2 separate regions of the Homo sapiens genome follow, and region 2 is linked to region 1. Evidence: chromatin loops called from intact Hi-C (ENCODE). Cell type or tissue: mammary epithelial cell. All regions are shown on one strand. Each heading gives the region's core, and the rest is flanking DNA. Links, peaks and the distances in the headings are about the cores only. Region 1 overlaps RPSA2 (ribosomal protein SA 2). Region 2 has its middle 33 kb from the start of ZNF254.

Evidence for each region. A loop is a pair of places that touch in the nucleus more often than their neighbours do. Peaks named below come from ENCODE experiments on the same cell type or tissue, not always from the same donor. Only the 100,000 strongest peaks of a DNase experiment are listed, where the experiment ranks them.
Region 2: it touches region 1 in a loop (3-fold over the local background); 3 of 110 quality-filtered maps call a loop at or near these places.

Annotation. Positions count from the first base shown.
Region 1 is chr19:23,765,893-23,775,976 of GRCh38, reverse strand. The region is part of intron 1 of RPSA2 (ribosomal protein SA 2); the gene reads right to left. Among named protein-coding and RNA genes, the nearest start is that of RPSA2, 7.9 kb to the right of the region's middle. RefSeq lists an enhancer at 6,421-6,922. In mammary epithelial cell, for the core only: no CTCF peak of the experiment used is centred there; a DNase peak (open chromatin) is centred at 6,086.
Region 2 is chr19:24,049,567-24,059,650 of GRCh38, reverse strand. It overlaps a transcript of ZNF254 not described here. Among named protein-coding and RNA genes, the nearest start is that of ZNF254, 33 kb to the left of the region's middle. In mammary epithelial cell, for the core only: no CTCF peak of the experiment used is centred there; DNase peaks (open chromatin) are centred at 4,960 and 5,330; H3K27ac peaks cover 2,004 bases.

The sequences.
Region 1 (10,084 bases), core at 1,427-9,426:
TTCTGAAGAATTACATTACTAAGGTGCTGGGCAGAAGTGTGTGCCAAAATCACACCTGCAGGAAAGACCAGGGATGACATTAACAATCCTGTATATACCCCAGTTCTTGGTATGAAAGTCAACACCTCCTGTATGTTGGATCTAAGCACACAAGTCACAATTTTTAGAATGAATTGAATCACTGAATGACAGACTCAATCCCTCTTACTGGCTGTGTCACCTTAGTGGAATCACAGACTAATAGGTGTGTTCAATCTTGGTCTGAAAGTCACCAACTTACCTTTGGACTGAATTCACTTATGAGAGTAAATTTTCCAACTTGTGACTGTCTCTGCATATGAGATTCAGAACCTCCAGTGGACTGTGTTCATGTGAAAAGATGAAAATCTTTACTGTTGGCTGGGTGTGCATGAGTGTGAAAACCTAAACTCTACACTGAGCCTAGTTAGAACACTCTCTGTACCACCTGAGGAATTTATAAGGTACACGTGAGAGTCGCAATCTTTTGTGGCTGGGAGACTTTTCTGCTGCTATGGACCCGTGATCGTACCTGTGGCTCTATGCCCAGATATGAGAGTTAACACCTCTGTAATGGCTGGGTCCAGATATGAGAGTTGCCATCTACCTATAAGCTAGGCTTATTAATAAGTCACCACCTCAGCTGTTGCCTGATGTTCACTTACAACAGTCACAATTTCAACTCTGCACTGCATCCACCTGTAAGATTTAAGACCACACCAGTAGGCTCTGTCCATGGATGAAGGTGATAATCTTAACAACTGGCAAAGTGTGCATACACAAAAACAATCTCATGTTTTCTGCAACCTGTTAGGACACTCTCTGTACCACCCGGGGCTTCATACAATATGTGAGAGTGTAATTCTCTCTGACCTTCCTACAAAGGGGAGAGCCAGAATCTTACTCATTTTCCCAAGCCCACATATGAAAGATAGTTTGTCTCTTATTGGCTGATTTTTGATATGAGAGTAAACATCACACCTATGATCTGAACAAAGGTATATGTCACAATCTCCCCTGTGGATAGGGAGTGAGCAGGAGAGTTACATCATCTGGGTAACAGGCCAGGGATATGTCACAATCTTCTCTGAGAGCAGACACCAGGCAGAAGAGTTAAAACCTGGGTGCTCAGTCAGGGATAAGTTCAATTTCCTCCTGAAATCAGGGCACAGACAGTAGAGTCATATCACATGGGTGCTGAGACCAGTGATATGTCACAATGCTCCCTGTAAGCAAAGCTCAGGCAGAAGAAACATGTCATCTGATTTCTGGGCCAGAAGGTATGTCACAATCTCTCATATGAGGGAAGCCTTGTGTAAAAGGAGAGTCACATCAAATAGTTGATGCTCTTAAAGATGTCACAATGCTCTGTTGTCAGGGTCCATACAGGAGACTCATGTTACCTTGTTGAGCCCAGTAATATGTCACAATGGCTTCTGAGGTCCAGGCCCAGGCAAAACAGTAATGTCACATTGGTGTAGAGCTCCATAATATGTCTCAATCTCCCTTGCCAGCAGAACTCATGATGGAAGAAGAATCACATTTGTTTGGTACGGAGCCAAGTGATATGTCACAACTCCCACTGTGAGCAGGGAACAGGCAGGAGAAGAGAGTCACATCACTTTGATGATGAGTGGAAATATATGTCACAATGCTCCTTGTTGGCAGTAGAGTTATACCAGAGAGTCGGACCCAGCAATATGTCATAATTGCTTATGTGGTCAGGGGACAGTCAGGAGAGTCACATAACCTGGGTGTGGGGCCCAGAGATACGTGACAATGCATTCTGTGGGCAGTGCCAAGGCAAAGGAGGAGACTCACATCACCTAAGTGCAAGGCCCAGCGATATGTCACAATGTCCCCTGTGAGCAGCACCAACACAGAAAAATAGAGTCACATCCTTTCAGTTCAGGGTTCAGCAATATGTCACTATTCCATCTGTGGGCTGGTCTTAGGCAAGAGTCAGATCACTCAGGTGCTGAAAATGTTACAATTAAACCTGCAGGAAGGTGCAGGGATGAAATTAACAATCCCACACATGTTCTGGTTTTAGGAATAGGAAGTTAACCCTTCCTATATATTGTGTCTAAGAACAGGAGTTACAATTTCAACGATGAACTAAATTTGTACCTGACAGCCTATACTCCTCCTGTGGACTTTGTCTAATTAGTGAAGTCACAGACTCACAGGTGTGCTGAATCTTGCTCTAAGTGTCATCAACTCACCTGCAAACTGAATCCACATATGAGAGTCAATTTTTCCACCTCTGACTACCTCTATGTGTGAGAGTCAGAACTTCAAGAGTAGGCTATGTTTATGTGAGAAAATGATGATGTATGCTATTTGATGTGTGTTCATACAACAGTAAAAATCTCCAGGCCGGCTGTGGTGGCTCACGCCTGTAATCTCAGCACTTTGGGAGACTGAGGCGGGCAGATCATGAGGTCAGGAGATCGAGACCATCCTGGTGAACATGGTGAAACTCCATCTCTACTAAAAATACAAAAGTTATCTGGGCATGGTGGTGCGTGCCTGTAATCCCAGCTACTCAGGACGCTGAGGCAGGAGAATCACTTGAACCCAGGAGGTGGAGGTTGCAGTGAGCTGAGATCACGCCACTGCACTCCAGCCTGGGTGACAGTGAGACTCTGTCTTAAAAAAAAAAAATTTGATATATATATATATATATATCAAATTAGCCAGGCGTGGTGGCAGGCACCTGTAGTACCAGCTACTGGAGTGGCTGAGGCAGAACAATGGCGTGCACCTGGGAGGTGGAGCTTGCAGTGAGCTGAGATCGTGCCACTGCACTCCAGCCTGGGCAACAGAGAGATACTCCATCCAAAATAAAAATATATATATATATATACACACACATACACACAGGAGGAGACGGAGTCTCAGACTGCCACCTGGGCTGGGGTGCAGTGGCACGATCTCAACTCAATGCAACCCGGCTAGTACACTCTCTGTACTACTCAATGGCTTTATCCAGTATAAATGAGAGTCACAATTTACTCTAAAATCATGTTTGTAAGCACCCATGACCATACTTCTGGCCCTAAGCCCAGGTATTGGGGTAAACATCTCTCCAGTTGGTTGGGTTTGGATAGTAGTCCTCATCTGCTATGTTCTGAGTTTAGAAATGTGTCACCATCTCAACTGTGGCTGGAGGCTCATATATGACAGTCACAATTCCAACTGTGGACAGTGTTTGCATTTGAGATTCAAGACCTCAGCAATGGGCTCTTTCCATGTGTGAAGGTGATAATCCTAATGGTTGGCGAGGTGTGCATATTAGAAACAAGCTCACTTTTGTGCTGTGCCCTGGGATAACACTCTTTGTAACACTCAAGGGCATTATATGATATGTGGGAGGGTGGCAATTCTTTATGACCTTCATAAAAAGAGAGACCAAGGATGTGACTCATCTAAGGCAAGCTATGAGAGACACTATTTCTTCTAATAGCTGACTTGAGTTATGAGAGTAATCATCGCACTTATAAGCTGACTATAGTATATGTCACCATTTAACCTGTAGGTAGGGAGTTAGGAGGAGAGTCACATCACCTGGGATTTCAGCCAAGGATATCTTCCCTGAGGGAAGGAACCAAGCAGCAGTGTCACATCACCTAGGTGCTCAGCCAGGGATATGTTACAATTCTCTCCTGAAAGCACAGCACAGGCAACAGAGTCACAGCACTGTCACAATGCTCCCTGGGGGCAAGACAGAGGCAGAAGAGCCAAATCACCTTGTGTCTGGTTCCAGGGATATGTCACAATCTTTCCTGTGCAGGGCAGGGTGCAGGCAAGAAATGTCACATCTTTTACTTCATGGATGCAGATATATGTCACAATGTCCCTGTGGGCAGAGCCCAGGCAGGAGCACGCAATCCCATAGGTGGTAGGTCTAGTAATATTTTACAGTACTCAAAATATGTGAGGCACAGGAAAAACAGGTGAATCATATCACCTAGGTGCTGGGCCTAGTGATATGCCACAATCCTCCCTTCCGGCAGGGCCCAGGCAGAAAAACAGAATTACATCACCTAGGTGATGAATGAAAAGATATAACACCTCTGTGGGCAGGGCCCATACAGGAGATTTACATCACCAAGGTATTAGAACCAGCCACATGTCAATAACACAATGTACAACAGAAACCAGGCAGGAGAGGAGAGTCACATCACCTAGGTTCTGGACCCAGAAATATATTACAGTCCCTTCTTGGGAAAAGCCCAGGAAGTAGAGAAAAGTCACATCACCTGGACATTACTCACAGTGATATGTCCAATGCCCTCTGTGAAAAGCACTAGGACAAAAGAATAGATTCACATCACCTAAATGCTGGGTTGAGCAATATGGCACAACCCCGTCTGTACACTGGGCCCAGGCAGGAGAGTCAAATCACTCAGTTGCTGGGCAGAATTGTATGTCACAATCACATCTGGATGAAGGTGGAGGTATGAGATTAACAATTTCACACATTTTTTTAGTTCTAGGTATGAGACATAATACCCTCTGTATGTTGGGTATAAGTACATGAATGAGTCTCAATGACGGTCTGGATTTGTGTATGAAAACCTCAATCCCTCCTGCAAATTGTGTCATTTATTGAAGTCAACAACTCACACATGTGCTGAATCTTGGTCTCAGAGACACTGACCTCTCTATGGACTGAATTAACATGACATTCAATTTTCCAACTTTTGACTGCAGCTGGGTATGAGATTCAGAACCTCAACATTGAGCTGTGTTTATGTGGAAGGATGACAGTCTTTACTGTTGGCAGGCTATGCATATGAGTGTCACAACCTCCCCTGTGTGCTGAGTTCTGTTAGGACATTCTCTGTACCTCTTGACAACTTTACACAGTATGTGAGAGAGTGTTAATTCTTTATGACCTTCATACAAAGAGGAGGCCCAGGATATTACTCATTTTCCTGACCCTGGCTATGAGAGAAACTACATCTGCTACTGGTTGTTTAGAGGTATGAGAGTCATTATTGCACCTGTAAGTTTGGATAAGATATGCATCACAATCCCACCAGTGAATAGGTATTGACCAGTAGACTCACATCACCGCATTTTGGGGCAGTGATATGTCACAATCTTCTCTGAGGGCAGGGATAAGGCAGAAGTGCCACACCCACACATGGGTGCTTGATTAGGGTTATGTTAAAATCTCCCCCTGAAAGCAGAATACAGTCAGCAGAGTCACATCACCTAGATGCTAGGCCCAGTGATATGTTACAATGATCTGTGGGCAAGGACCAGGCAGGAAAAACAGATCACCTGATTGCTGAGACCGGTGATTCGTCACAATCTTCCCAGTGGTCAGGGTGCAGGCAGAAAAGGGGGGTTAAATCTCCTAGATAATGAATGCAAAGATATTTCACAAGGCCACTTATGTGCTGGGCTCAGGCAGAAGCCTCCATTTCATGGGTGTTGAACTCAATGATACGTCACTATACCCAAAATATGCCAGAAACAAGAAAAATAAAAGGGTCACATCACCTAGGTGATGGAAAGGAGACATGTCATAATACTTCCATGGGCAGTTCCCATGTCATAAAGTTATATCACCTAAGTGCTGAATCCAGGCATATGTCACAACACACAATGCATGCAGGGCTTAGGCAGAAGAGGAGAGTCATAACACGTAGGTGGTGAGTCCAGCAACACATCACAATCCCTGCTTGGGCAAAGCCCAATCCATAGAGAACTATGAGTCACATCACCTATGTACTGGGCTCAACAATATGTCACACTACCTTTATGGGGAGGGCCCATGCAAGAGAGTCACATCATCTAAATTATGGGCCCAAAAATATGTCAAAATGCTATGAGTATGGCTCAGGAAAATGAAAGAATCACATGACCTAGGGTTTAGGCCCAACTATATGTAACAAACACCCCAGTTCGCAGAGCACATGCATGAGCAAAGAGTCACATCACCTAGGTGCTGGGCCCAGTGATATGTAATAATACTTTTTTTGCAGTTCCCAGGCAGAAGAGGAGTGTCACATCACCTAGGTGATTAATATAAAGATATTTCATAATACTTCTGTGGGCGGGGCCCTTGCAGGAGAGTTGCATTACCTAGGTGTTAGACCCAGTGATATGTCTCAACACACAATGTGTGCAGGTCCCAGACTGGAGAGGAGAGTCACCTCATCTAGGTTCTTGACCCAGTGATATGCCACAATCCCTTTTTGGGCAGAGACCAAAGAGTAGAGTCACATCACCTAGATTTTGGGCCCAGCAATATGTCACAATATCCCAAGAAGAGGGTCCAAACAAAAGAGACACATCGGCCGGGCATCGTGGCTCACGCCTGTAATCCCAGCACTTTGGGAGGTCAAGGCAGGTGGATCACTTGAGGTCAGGAATTTGAGACCAGCCTGGCCAACATGGTGAAACCTCATCTCTACTAAAAATACAAAAAGTAGCTGACTGTGGCGGTGCATGCCTATAATCCCAGCTACTCATGAGGCTGAGGCAGTTGAATCACTTGAACCCAGGAGGTGGAGGTTGCAGTGAGCCAAGATTTTGCCACTGCACTCCAGCCTGGGTGACAGAGCCAGACTCCATCTCGAAAAAAGAGAGTCACATCACCTAATTAAGTGTCTCAGAGTTAAGACACAGTGCCCCTCATGGGTAGGGCCCAGGAAGAAGTGTGAAGTCACATATAACCTTTGAGCTAGGCCCAGCAATGTGTCAAAATCACTCCAGTGGGTAGGGCCCAGGCCTAAGAAAAGAGTCATATCACGTAGGTGCTTGGCCAAGCAATACGTCACAATCCCCACTGTGGACAGGTCCCAGGGAGAAGAGAGTCACACAGTCTCAGCGATGGACCCAGATATATGTTACAGTGACTTCTGGGAGTCAGCAGAAGAATCAAATCACCTGTATGCTAAACTCAGGAATAAGTCATTCTCTCTTCTGTGGGCAAGGCCCGGCTGAAGAGGAGAGTTACATCACCTTGGTGCTGGGCCCAAATATATGTCACAATCTCTTTTTGGGCAACGTTCAGGTAAGAGAGAAGAGTCACATAAAATAGTTAAAGGGGGCCAAGCACAATGGCTCACACCTGTAATCCCATCACTTTAAGAGGTTGAGGCGGGCGGATTGGCTGAGGTCAGGAGTTTGAGAACAGCCTGGCCAACATGGTGAAACCCTGTCTCTACTAAATATAGAAAAATTAGATGGGCCTGGTGGTGTGTACCTGTAATCCCAGCTACTAGGGAGGCTGAGGCAGGAGAATCGCTTGAACCTGCGAGGTGAAGGTTGTAGTGAGCCAAGATTGTACCACTGCACTCCAGCCTGGGCAAAAGAACGAGACTCTTTCTCAAAAAAAAAGAAAAAAAAAAAAAAAAAGCTTAAATATCTGTCCTTTTCAGACAATAAACATGTCATTTAAATATTTCCATGAGAGATAATTTAATAAACAACCATATGTGAACATTTCTAGAAAGTGTCAAGTTCCATGTCATAAAATTTTGCATTAAACTTGGATATCTAGACAACAGAATACAGAACAGAGATATCCACCATTACAAATTCTAGACTTTGAAAAAAAGAGGAGCTGATGGTTTGAGAAATATATACAATGCACCAATTAATCTATCATATTTGCTTGTGGAAATGTATTCACTTTGTATAGCCATAATGGAAAAAAGATTTTTCCTATTTCTCTTCTCTGGTAGCATTCTCAAAGCAAACCCCTGGGGTTCTATTTAAAATTACACAACCAGAAAAAAACATAAATTTAACAAATAAAACATATCACTAGATTTTTCTGAAATATACCTTTCATAGTCGTTGACTTTTTAAACATCTTTTAAGCTCTTCTGATGAAATGTAATTTACAGTTATTAAAAAACTGAAATTGGGCCGGGCGTGGTGGCTCACGCTTGTAATCCCAGCACTTTGGGAAGCTGAGGTGGGCAGATCATAAGGTCAGGAGTTCCAGACCAGCCTGGCCAACACAGTGAAACCCCGTCTCTACTAAAAATAGAAAAATTAGCTGGGCATGCTGGTGGGCGCCTGTAATCCCAGCTACTCAGGAGGCTGAGGCAGGAGAACAGCTTGAACCCGGGAGGCGGAGGTTGTGGTGAGCCAAGATTGTACCACTGCACTCCAGCCTGGGCGACAGAGCTAGACTCTGTCTCAAAAAAAAAAAAAAAAAAAAAAACTGAAATTGAAATAAGTGAAAAAATCTTTCCAAGGTGACAAACTCAGGAAGTGGCAGTGCTGATTGGGACACAAACATGTCTGACTCCACTGTCAAGTCAGACCATAATATCACTCAAAATATTCTGTCATCCCCATCCTGCCTATTAAATTACTCAGTGACCACCTTCCCAGGAGACACTTTGTACCCCACTGTGAGTCTCAGGTACATTTTGCTTGCAGGTTCTTGCATTGCCTTACTGGGATGGGATCTTCTTGTCCTTTGGAAAAAATTTTATTTCAAGAATCCAGAGAACAAAAATCATTTCTGCCTTTTCTCATCAATGCGAACATTTGATTGTCTCATCACCAATGTGTCTACTAAAAATAAAAATCAGGTTGAGAGGCCAGGCGTGGTGGCTCACACCTGTAATCCCTGCACTTTGAGAGCCCCAGGCAGATGGACCACCTGAGGTCATGAGTTAGAGACCAGCCTGGCAAACATAATGAAACCCCGTATGTACTAAAAATACAAAAAATTAGGCCGGGCACCGTGGTTCACGCCTGTAACCCCAAATCTTTGGGAGGGCGAGGCAGGTGGATAATCTGAGGTCAGGAGTTCGAGAACAGCCTGGGCAACATGGCGAAACCCCGTCTCTACTAAAAATACAATTAGCTGGGCGTGGTGGCACGCACCTGTCTACTCAGGAGGCTGAGGCAGGAGAATGGTTTGAAACCGGGAGGCAGAGGTTTCAGTGAGCCGAGATCATGCCACCGCACTCCAGCCTGGATGACAGAGCAAGACTCTGTCTCCCAAAAACACAAAACAAACAAGCAAACAAACAAAAATTCAAAAAATTAGCCGGCCTTGATAGCAGGCGCTTGTAATCCCAGCTACTCAGGACGCTGAGGTAGGAGAATTGGTTGAACCCAGGAGGTGAAGATTGTAGTGAGCCAAGATAACGACACTGCACTCCAGCCTGGGTAACAAGAGCGAAACTCCGTCTCAAAAAAAAAAAAAAAAACATTTGGCCCGGCACGGTGGCTCAGGCCTGTAATCCCAGCACTTTGGGAGGCCGAGGCGGGCGGATCACGAGGTCAGGAGATCAAGACCATCCTGGCTAACACGGTGAAACCCTGTCTCTACTAAATATACAAAAAATTAGCCGGGCAAGGTGGTGGGCGCCTGTAGTCCCAGCTACTCGGAAGGCTGAGGCAGGAGAATGGCGTGAACCCGGGAGGCGGAGCTTGCAGTGAGCCGGGGAGATCGCGCCACTGCCCTCCAGCCTGGGTGACAGAGCAAGACTCTGTCTCAAAAAAAAAAAAAAAAAATTAGCTTGAGAAAAAACTTCTTAACTGTTTACACACTTGTTCATTTTTATCTCATTGGGGGAAGACCTCTCAATATATTTCAGAGTCAAGAGGTAAAATTTTTTTAAAATAATTTTTTAAAGGGTACACTCTGAGGCTGGGCACAGTGGCTCATGCCTATAATCCCAGCTACTCGGGAGGCTGCGGTGGGAGAATCACTCGAACCTGGGAAGTGGAGGTTGTAGTGAGCCGAGACTGCACCACTGCACTCTAGCCTGGGAAAGAGAGTGAGACTCCATCTCAAAAAAAAAAAAAAAAAAAAAAAAAAAGGAAATGAAATATCCGCACCAGCAACATTAATACAAAAAGTTCTATTAAACAATGACACCCACTCAAATGTCACCTCTTCTATAAAGCCCTCCTTGATATTCCCACTGCTATGTTAGTGGCAGAATTGATCACTATTACCTTACAGCTCAATACCTTATGTCTTTTTATGTACAAGTATTATTCTCCAGAATAAATTAATTTTTTACACACCTATCCATGCTAATGAACTATAAACTCCTACACGGCAGGT
Region 2 (10,084 bases), core at 1,439-9,438, 280 kb before region 1:
GTGGCCCCAGTGCCAAAATACATAATGTATGCAGGGTTTAGGCAGGAGAAAAGAGTAACATCACCTAGGATCCTGGCTAAGCAATATATCAAACTCTCTTTTTGGGAATATTCCAAGCAGTAGAGGAGAGTCACATCACCTAAGTTCTCAGTCTAGCAATATGTCACAATGCCCCCTGTGAAAATGACTGAAGAATAAGAGCAGAGTAACATAACTTAGGGGCTAGGCCAAGCTGTGTGTCACAATCACACCTGTAAGCAGGGCCTAGTCATGAGAGGAGAGTCGCATCAAGTAAGTTCTGGGCCACACAATATATCACAATCCCCATATGGACAGGTCTCAGGAAGACATCACCTAGGTGCTGGGCCCAGGAACATGTGACAATGTCTCTTACAGGCAAACACAGGGTAGGAAATGGGAGGAGATAATATTAAACATCTGATGGGCCAAGAGATATGTCATAATGCCCTCTGTGGGCAGGATCCAGGCTGGAGACACACATCACCTTGGCGCTGGGGCCATGAATATTTTATAGTGCCTTCTGAGGGCAGGCCCAAGGCAAAAGAATAACGTCATTATGCTGTTGGGCCCAGCGGTATGTTACAATCTTTGCTGCAGGTGGAACCTAGAAAGAAGAGAGGAGTCACACCAGCCAGGTACTGGGCCTAGCAGTATGCCACAAGATGTTTTGTGAGAAGGAACTAGGCAGTAAAAGGCAGTCACATCACCTGGGTGGTGAGCACAGAGATGTGTGACAATGGCTCCTGCAGGCAGAACCTAAATAAGGGAGTTACATTTTCTGGGTTTTAGACCCAGTAATATGTCACAGTGAACCACGTGGGCAAAGCAGAGGAGAGTTAACATAATCTAGGGGTGATGGCAGCAATATTTTACAATGCTCACTGTGGTCAGCACCAAAGCAGGAGAGAAAACTCCCATCACTGGCCGGGCACGGTGGCTCACAACTGTAATCCCAGCACTTTGGGAGGCCAAGGCAGGTGGATCACCTGAGGTCAGGAGTTCGAGACCAGCCTGACCAACATGGAGAAACCCTGTCTCTACTAAAAATACAAAAATTAGCCAGGCGTGGTGGCGCATGCCTGTAATCTAAGCTACTTGGGAGGCTGAGACAGAATTGTTTAAACCCAGGAGGCGGAGGTTGCCTTGAGCCAAGATTGCACCATTACACTCCAGCCTGGGTAACAAGAGCGAAATTCTGTCTCAAAAAAAAAAAAAAGAAAGAAAGAAAGAAAGAAAAAGAAAACTCCCATCACCTGGATGCAAGGCCCAGTGATATGTCCCAATGCCTAATGTGGAAAGCACAGAGGCAAGGAAATGGAGTCACATCACCTAGTTTCTGGTGCAGCGATATGTCACGATTCCATCTGTGGGTTAAATCCAAACAGGAGAGAAAACTCACTTGGGTTCTACACAGAGGCATGTGTCACAATCATAGGTGCAGGAAGGTCCAAATGAGATTAACAATCCTGTACATAACCCGCTTCTGTGTGCAGCAGCAAGGCAGGAGAGGAGACTCACATTACCTGGGTGCAAGGCTCTGAGATATGTTAATGTCTTTTTTGAGTAGCACCAAGGCAGGAGAATAGTTACATCATCTAGGTGCTGGGTCCAGCAGTGTGGCACAATCCTATTTGTAGGCTGGGCCAGTTCTGAAGATCACAATACTCAGCTGCTAGACAGAAGTGTGTCAAAACTGCACCTGAAGGAAAGACCAAGGATGAGACTAACAATCCTGTATATACCCCAATTCTTGGTATGAGAGTCAACACCTCCTGTATGTTAAATCCAAGTACACAAGTCACATTTTTAGAATGAATTGAATCATTGAATGAGAGACACAATCCCTCTTACTGGCTGTTTCACCTTAGTGGAATCACAGACTAACAGTGTGTTCAATCTTGGTCTGAAAGTCACCAACTTAACTTTGGACTGGATTCACTTATAAGAGTAAATTTTCCAACTTGCAACTGTCTCTGGATATGAGATTCAGAACATCCAGTGGATTGTATTCATGTGAAAAGAGGACAATCTTTACTGTCGGCTGGGTGTGCCTGAGTGTCAAAACCTCAACTGTACAATGAGCCTAGTTAGAACATTCCCTGTACCAACCGAGGAATTTATAAGGTTCCCATGAGAGTCGCAATCTTTTGTGACTGGGAGACAATTGTAATGGTATCGACCCATAATCGTACCTGTGGCTCTATGCCCAGATATGAGAGTTAACACCTCTATAATGACTGGGTCCAGATATGAGAGTTGTTACCTCCCTATAAGCTAGGCTTACTAATGAGTCACCACCTCAGCTGTTGCCTGATGTTCACATATGACAGTCACAATTTCAACTCTGCACTGCATCCACATGTAAGATTTAAGACCTCTCCAGTAGGCTTTGTCCATGGATGAGGGTGACAATCTTAACAATTGGCAAAGTGTGCATACATAAATCACAATCCCATCTGTTTTCTAGAGCCGTTATGACACTCTGTATACCACTTGAGGACTTTATACAATATGTGAGAGAGTGTAATTTTCTCTGACCTTCCTAAAAAGAGAAGAGTGACAATCTTACCCATGTACCTAAGCCCACATATGAGAGATAGTATGTCTCCTATTGACTGGTTTCAGATATGACAGCCAACATTGTGCCTATGATCTGAAAAAAGATGTCACAATCTCCACTGTGGATAGGGAGTGAGCAGGAGACTTATATCATCTGGGTAATAGGCCAGGGATATGTCACAAACTTCTCTGAGAGAAGGCACCAGGCAGAAGAATTAAAACCTGGGTGCTCAGTCAGGGATATGTTAAATTTCCTCCTGAAACCAGGGCACAGACAGTACAGTCACATCACCTGGGAGCTGAGACGAGTGATATGTCACAATGCTCCCTATGAGCAAAGCTCAGGCAGGAGAAACACATCACCTGATTTCTGGGTCAGAAGATACGTCACAATCTCTCATTGTGGGGAAACCTTGGTAGAAAAGGAGAGTCACATCAAATAGTTGATGCTCTTAAAGATATGTCACAATGCTCTGTTGTCATGGTCCATACAGGAGACTCATGTCACCATGTTGCTGGGCCCAGCAATATGTCACAATGCCTTTTGAGGTCCAGGCCAAAGCAAACAGTAATGTCACATTGGCATAGAGCTCCACAATATGTCTCCATCTCCCTTGCCAGCAGAACTTATGATGGAAGAAGAACCACACTTGTTGGTACTGAGCCAAGGGATATGTCAAAATTCCCTCTGTGAGCAGGGACCAGGCAGGAGAAGAGAGTCATAACACCTGGGTAATGAATGGAAATATATGTCATAATGCTCCTTTTTGGCAGTAGAGTTACATTACCAGGGTGTCAAACCCAGCAATATGTCACAATTGCTTATGTGGTCGGGGAACAGGCAGGAGAGTCACATAACCTGGGCATAGGGCTCAGAGACATGTCCCAACGCCTTCCGTAGGCAGTGCCAAGGCAGGGGAGGAGACTCAAATCATTTAAGTGTAAGGTCCAGCGATATGTCACAATGTCCCCTGTGAGCAGCACCAATGCAGAAAAATAGAATCACATCCCCTCAGTTCTGGGTTCAGCTATGTGTCACTATTCCATCTGTGGGCTGGTCTTAGGCAAGAGAGTCAGATCACTCAGGTGCTGGGCAGAGAAAAATGTTACAATTAAACCTGTGGGAAGGTGCAGAGATGAAATTAACAATCCCACACATGTTCCGGTTTTAGGTAAAGGAGGTTAACCCTTCCTATATGTTGTGTCTAAGAACAGGAGTTACAATGTCAACAGTGAACTAAATTTGTACCTGACAGCCTATACTCCTCCTGTGGACTTTGTCTAATTAGTGAAGTCACAGCCTCATACGCATGCTGAATCTTGCTCTGAGTGTCACCAACTCACCTATGGACTGGATCCATATATAAGAGTCAATTTTTCCACCTTTGACTTCCTCTAGGTGTGATCCAGAACTTCAAAAGTGGGCTGTGTTTATGTGAGAATATGATGATGTATACTTTTTGATGGGTGTTCATATAACAGTGAAAATCTCCAGGCCGGCTGCAGTGGCTCACACCTGTAATCCCAGCACTTTGGGAGGCTGATGCAGGTGGATCACGAGGTCAGGAGATTGAGACCATCCTGGCCAGCATGGTGAAACCCTGTTTCTACTAAAAGTACAAAAATTAGCCGGGCATGGTGGTATGTGCCTGTAATCCCAGATACTCAGGAGGCTGAGGCAGGAGAATCACTTGAACCCGGAGGTGGAGATTGCAGTAAGCTGAGATCGCGCCACTGCACTCCAGCTGGGGTGACAGAGCAAGACTTCATCTCAAAAGAAAAAAAGAAAAAGAAAAAGAGAAAATCTCCTCTGTGTGCTGGGTCTTGTTAGTACACTCTTTTTTTTTTTTTTTTTTTTTTTTTTTGGTGAGACAGAGTCTCGCACTATCACCCAGGCTGGAGTACAGTGGCATGATCTCAATTCAATGCAACCTCCACCTCCCGGGTTGAAGCAATTCTCCTGCCTCAGGCTCCCAAGTAGCTGGGATTACAGGTGCCCACCACCATGCCCAGCTAATTTTTTGTATTTTTTAGTAGAGATGGGGTTTCAACATGTTGGTCAGGCTGGTCTTGAACTCCTGACCTCGTTTCACCCACCTCGGCCTCCCAAAGTGCTGGGATTACAGGCGTGAGCCACTGCGCCTGGTTAGTACACTATACTACTCAAAGGCTTTATCCAGTATAAATGAGAGGCACAATTTACTCTAAAATCATGTTTGTAAGCACCCATGACCATACTTGTGGCCCTAAGCCCAGGTATTAGTCAACATCTCTCTTAATTTGTTGGGTTTAAGAGAGTAGAGTCCTCATCTGCTATGTTCTGAGTTTAGAAATGTGTCACCATCTCAACTGTGGTTGGAGGCTCATACATGAGTCACAATTCCAACTGTGGACAGTGTTTGCATTTGAGATTCTGTTTGCATTTGAGATTCAAGACTTCAGCCATAGGCTCTTTCCCTGTGTGAGGGTGATAATCCTAATAATTGGTGAGGTGTGCATATAAGAAACAATCTCACCTTTGTGCTGTGTGCCCTGGGATAACACGTTTGTAACACTCGAGGGCATTATACAATATGTTAGAGTGTGGCAATTCTTTATGACCTTCATAAAAAGAGAAGACCAAGGAAGTGACTCATTTATCTAAGTCGAGCTATGAGAGACAGTATTTCTTCCAATAGCTGACTAGAGGTATGAGAGTCATCATTCCACTTATAAGCTGACTATAGTATATGTCACCATTTAACCTGTAGGTAGGGAGTTAGCAAGAGAGTTACATCACCTGGGATTTCAGCCAAGGTATCTCACAATCTTCCCCGAGGGAAGGAAACAAGCAGGAGTGTCATATCACCTGGGTGCTCAGCCAGGGATATGTTACAATTCTCTCCTGAAAGCACAGCACAGGCAACAGAGTCACATCACCTGGGTGCTGAGCTAAGCACTATGTCACAATGCTCCCTGGGGGCAAGACAGGGGCAGAAGAGCCATATCACCTGGTGTCTGGTTCCAGGGATATGTCACAATATTTCCTGTTCAGGGCACAGTGCAGGCAAGAAGTGTCACCTTTTAGGTCATGGACGCAGATATATGTCACAAGGTCCCTGTGGGCAGAGCCCAGGCAGGAGCATGCAATCCCATAGGTAGTGGGCCTAGCAATATTTTACAATATCCAAAATATTTGAGGCCCAGGGAAAACAGGAGAATCACATCACCTAGATGCTGGGTCCAGTGATATGCCGCAATCCTCCCTTTTGGCAGGGCCCAGATAGAAAAGAGTTACATCATCTAGGTGATGAATAAAAAGATATGTTATAATACCTCTGTGGACAGGGCCCATGCAGGAGATTCACATCATCGAGGTGTTAGAACAAGCCACATGTCACAATACACAATGTACAAGAGGAACCAGGCAGCACAGGAGAGTCACACGACCTAGGTTCTGACCCAGCAATATATTACAATCCCTTCTTAGGAAAAGCCTAGGAAGTAGAGGAAAGTCATATCACCTGGGCACTAGGCCCTGTGATATGTCCAGTGTTCTCTGTGGAAAGCACTAAGACAAGAGAATAGACTCACATCACCTAAATGCTGGGTCCAGAAATATGGCACAATCCCATCTGTACGTTGGGCCCAGGCAGGAGAGTCAAATTACTTAGGTGCTTAAAAAAGGTGTATGTCACAAACACACCTGAATTAAGGTCGAGGTATGAGATTAACAATTTCACACATTTCTTAGTTCTAGGTATGAGACAAAATACCCTCTGTATGTTGGGTGTAAGTACCTGAGTGACAGTCTCAATGATGGTCTGGATTTGTGCATGAGAACTTCAATCCTTCCTGCAAATTCTGTCATTTTAATGAAGTCACTGACTCACAGGTGTGCTGAATCTTGGTCTCAGAGACACTAACCTCTCTATGGATCGAATTAACATGAGATTTAATTTTCTAACTTTCAACTTCATCTGGGTATGAGATTCAGAACCTCAACAGTGAGCTGTGTTTATGTGGAAGGATGACAGTCTTTACTGTTGGCAGGCTATGCATATGAGTGTCGCAACCTCCCCTGTGTGCTGAGTTCTGTTAGGACATTCCCTGTACCTCTTGACGACTTTACACAGTATGTGACAGAGTGTTAATTCTTTATGACCTTCATACAAAGAAGAAACCCAAGACATTACTCATTTTCCTGACCCTGGCTATGAGAACTAGTGTATCTGCTATTGGTTGTTTAGAGGTATGAGAGTCATATTGCCCCTATAAGTTTGGATAAGATATGTATCACAATCCCACCAGTGAATAGGGATTGACCAGAAGACTCACATCACCTGCCTTTTGGGGCAATATGTCACAATCATCTCTAAGGGCAGGGATAGGGCAGAAGTGTCACACCACCTGGGTGCTCGATTAGGGATACGTTACAATCTCCTCTTGAAAGCAGAATATAGTCAGCAGAGTCACATCACCTGGATGCTAGGCCCAGTGACATGTTACAATGATCTGTGGGCAAGGACCAGGCAGGAAAAACACATCACTTGATTGCTGAGACCGGTGATTTGCCACAATCTTCCCAGTGGTCAGGGTGCAGGCAAAAAGGGGAGTTAAATCTCCTAGATAATGAATGCAAAGATATGTCACAAGGTCACTTATGTGCTGGGCTCAGGCAGAAGCCTCCGATTTCATGGGTGTTGAACTCAATGGTATGTCACTATACCCAAAATATGCCAGAAACAGGAAAAATAAAAGAATCACATCACCTAAGTGATGGAAAGATGATACAATACTTCTGTGGGTGGTTCCCCTGCCATAAAGTTGTATCACCTAGGTGTTGAATCCAGGCATGTCACAACACACAATGCATGCAGGGCTTAGGCAGAAGAGGAGAGTCACAACACATAGGTGGTGAGTCCAGCAACACATCACAATCCCTGCTTGGGCAAAGCCCAAACCATAGAGAAGAGTCACATCACCTACTGGGCTCAGCAATATGTCACACTACCCCTTATGTGGAGGGCCCATGCAAGAGAGTCACATCACCTATATAATGGGCTCAGCAATATGTCACAATACCCATTCCGGGGAAGGCCCATCCAAGAGAGTCACATCATCTAAATTACGGGCCCAAAAACATGTCAAAATGCTCTCTGTGAGTACAGCTCAGGAAAATAAAAGAATCACACGACCTAGGGTTTAGGCCCAACTATATGTAAAAAACACCCCAGTTCGCAGAGCCCATGCATGAGAAAAGAGTCACATCACCTATGTGCTGGGCCCAGTGATATGTACCAATACTTGTTTTGGCAGTTCCCAGGTAGAAGAGGAGTGTCGCATCACCTAGGTGATTAACAGAAAGATATTTCATAATACCCCTATGGGCAGGGCCCATGCAGGAGAGTTGCATTACCTAGGTGTTAGACTCAGTGATATGTCTTAGTACACAATGTGTGCAGGTCCCAGGCTGGAGAGGAGAGTCACCTCATCTAGGTTCTTGACCCAGTGGTATGTCACAATCCCTTTTTGTGCAGAGATGAAACAGCAGAGTCACATCACCCGGATTCTGGGCCCAGCAATATATCACAATACCCCAAGAAGACAGTCCAAACAAAAGAGTTACATTGGCCAGGTGTGGTGGCCCATGCCTGTAATCCCAGCACTTTGGGAGGCCAAGGCAGGTGGCTCACTTGAGGTCAGGAATTCGAGACCAGCCTGGCCAACATGGTGAAACTTCATCTCTACTAAAAATACAAAAATTAGCTGGGCGTGGTGGCATGTGTACCTGTAATCCCAGCTACTCAGGAGGCTGAGGCAGGTGAATCACTTGAACCCAGGAGGCGGAAGTTGCAGTGAACCAAGATCACACCACTGCACTCCAGCCGGGGCAACAAAGCCAGACTCTGTCTCAAAAAAATAAAAGTTATATTACCTAATTAACGGTCTCAGAGATAAGACACAGTGCCCCTCACAGATAGGGCTCAGGAAGAAGTGTGGAGTCACATAACATTTGAGCTGGCCCCAGCTATGTGTCAAAATCACTCCAGTCGGCAGGGCCCTGGCATAAGAAGACAGTCATATCGAAGCTAGGTGCAGTGGCTCATGCCTGGAATCCCAGTACTTTGGGAGGCCAAGGCAGGCGGCTCACCTGAGGTTGGGAGTTTGAGACCAGCCTGACTAACATGGAGAAACCCCATCTCTACTGAAAACATAAAAAAAATTTGCCAGGTGTGGTGGCGCATGCCTGTAATCCCAGCTGAGCCAAGATCATGGTATTGCACTCCAGCCTGGGCAACAAGAGCAAAACTCTGTCTTAAAAAAATAAATAAATAAAAAGTCACACAATGTAGGTGCTTGGCCAAGCAATATGTCACAATCCCTACTGTGGACAGGTCCCAGGGAGAAGAGAGTCACACAACCTCAGCAATGGGCCCACATATATGTTACAGTGACTTCTGCGAGTCAGCAGAAGAATCATATCACCTGTATGCTAAATTCAGCAGTAAGTCACTCTCTCTTCTAAGGGCAAGGCCCAGGCAGGAGAGGAGAGTCATATCACCTTGGTGCTGGGCCCATTTGGTCAATGTCCAGGTAAGAGAGAAGAGTCACATAAAATAGTCAAAGGGTGCCAAGAGCAATGGTTCACACCTGTAATCTCAGCACATTGGGAGGTCAAGGCGGGTGGACTGGCTGAGGTCAGGAGTTTGATATCGGCCTGGCCAACAGGGTGATATCTTGTCTCTACTGAAAACACAAAAATCAGCCAGACGTGGCGGCACACACCTGTAGTCTCAGCTACTCAGGAGGCTGAGGCAGGAGAATCACTTGAACCCAGGAGGCAAAGGTTGAAGTGAGCAGAGATCACGCCACTGCACTCCATCCTAGGTGACAGAGTGAGATTCTGTCTCAAAAATAAAATTAAAATAAATAAAATATAATACAATAAATAAAATAAAATAGTCAAAGGGCCCCAGATATGTTACAATGCACCTTGTAGGCAGGGTCCAGGCAGGAGACTCATATCACATTTGTTCTGGGCCCAGTAATATATCACCACACCTGCTGAGGGCAGTGCCATGACACAAGAGTACTGTCACCCTAGTATTAGGCCCAGTGACATGTCACAATATCCCCTGTGGGCAAAAACCTAGAAGAGGAGAAAAGTCATGTTAGCTAGGTGCTGAGCCCTGTGATACATCACAATCCTTTCTGTGAGTAGGGGCCAAGCAGAAGAGAGCTGCATTACCTGTGTGATGGATGCAGGGATATGTCACAATGTCCTCTGTAGGCAGGGCCTAAGCAGTAGAGTTACATCACCTAGGTTTGGGACCCAACAGTATGTCACAATGGGCCACATGGGCAGGGCACAGGCAGAAGAGTCACATAACCTATGTGTGGGGCCCAGCGATATGACACAATGCCCCCTGTGGAAGAGCCAAGGCAGGAGAGAAGATTCACACCACCTGGGTACAAGACCCAGCAATATGTCACAATGTCTTCTGTGGGCAGTGCCAAGGCA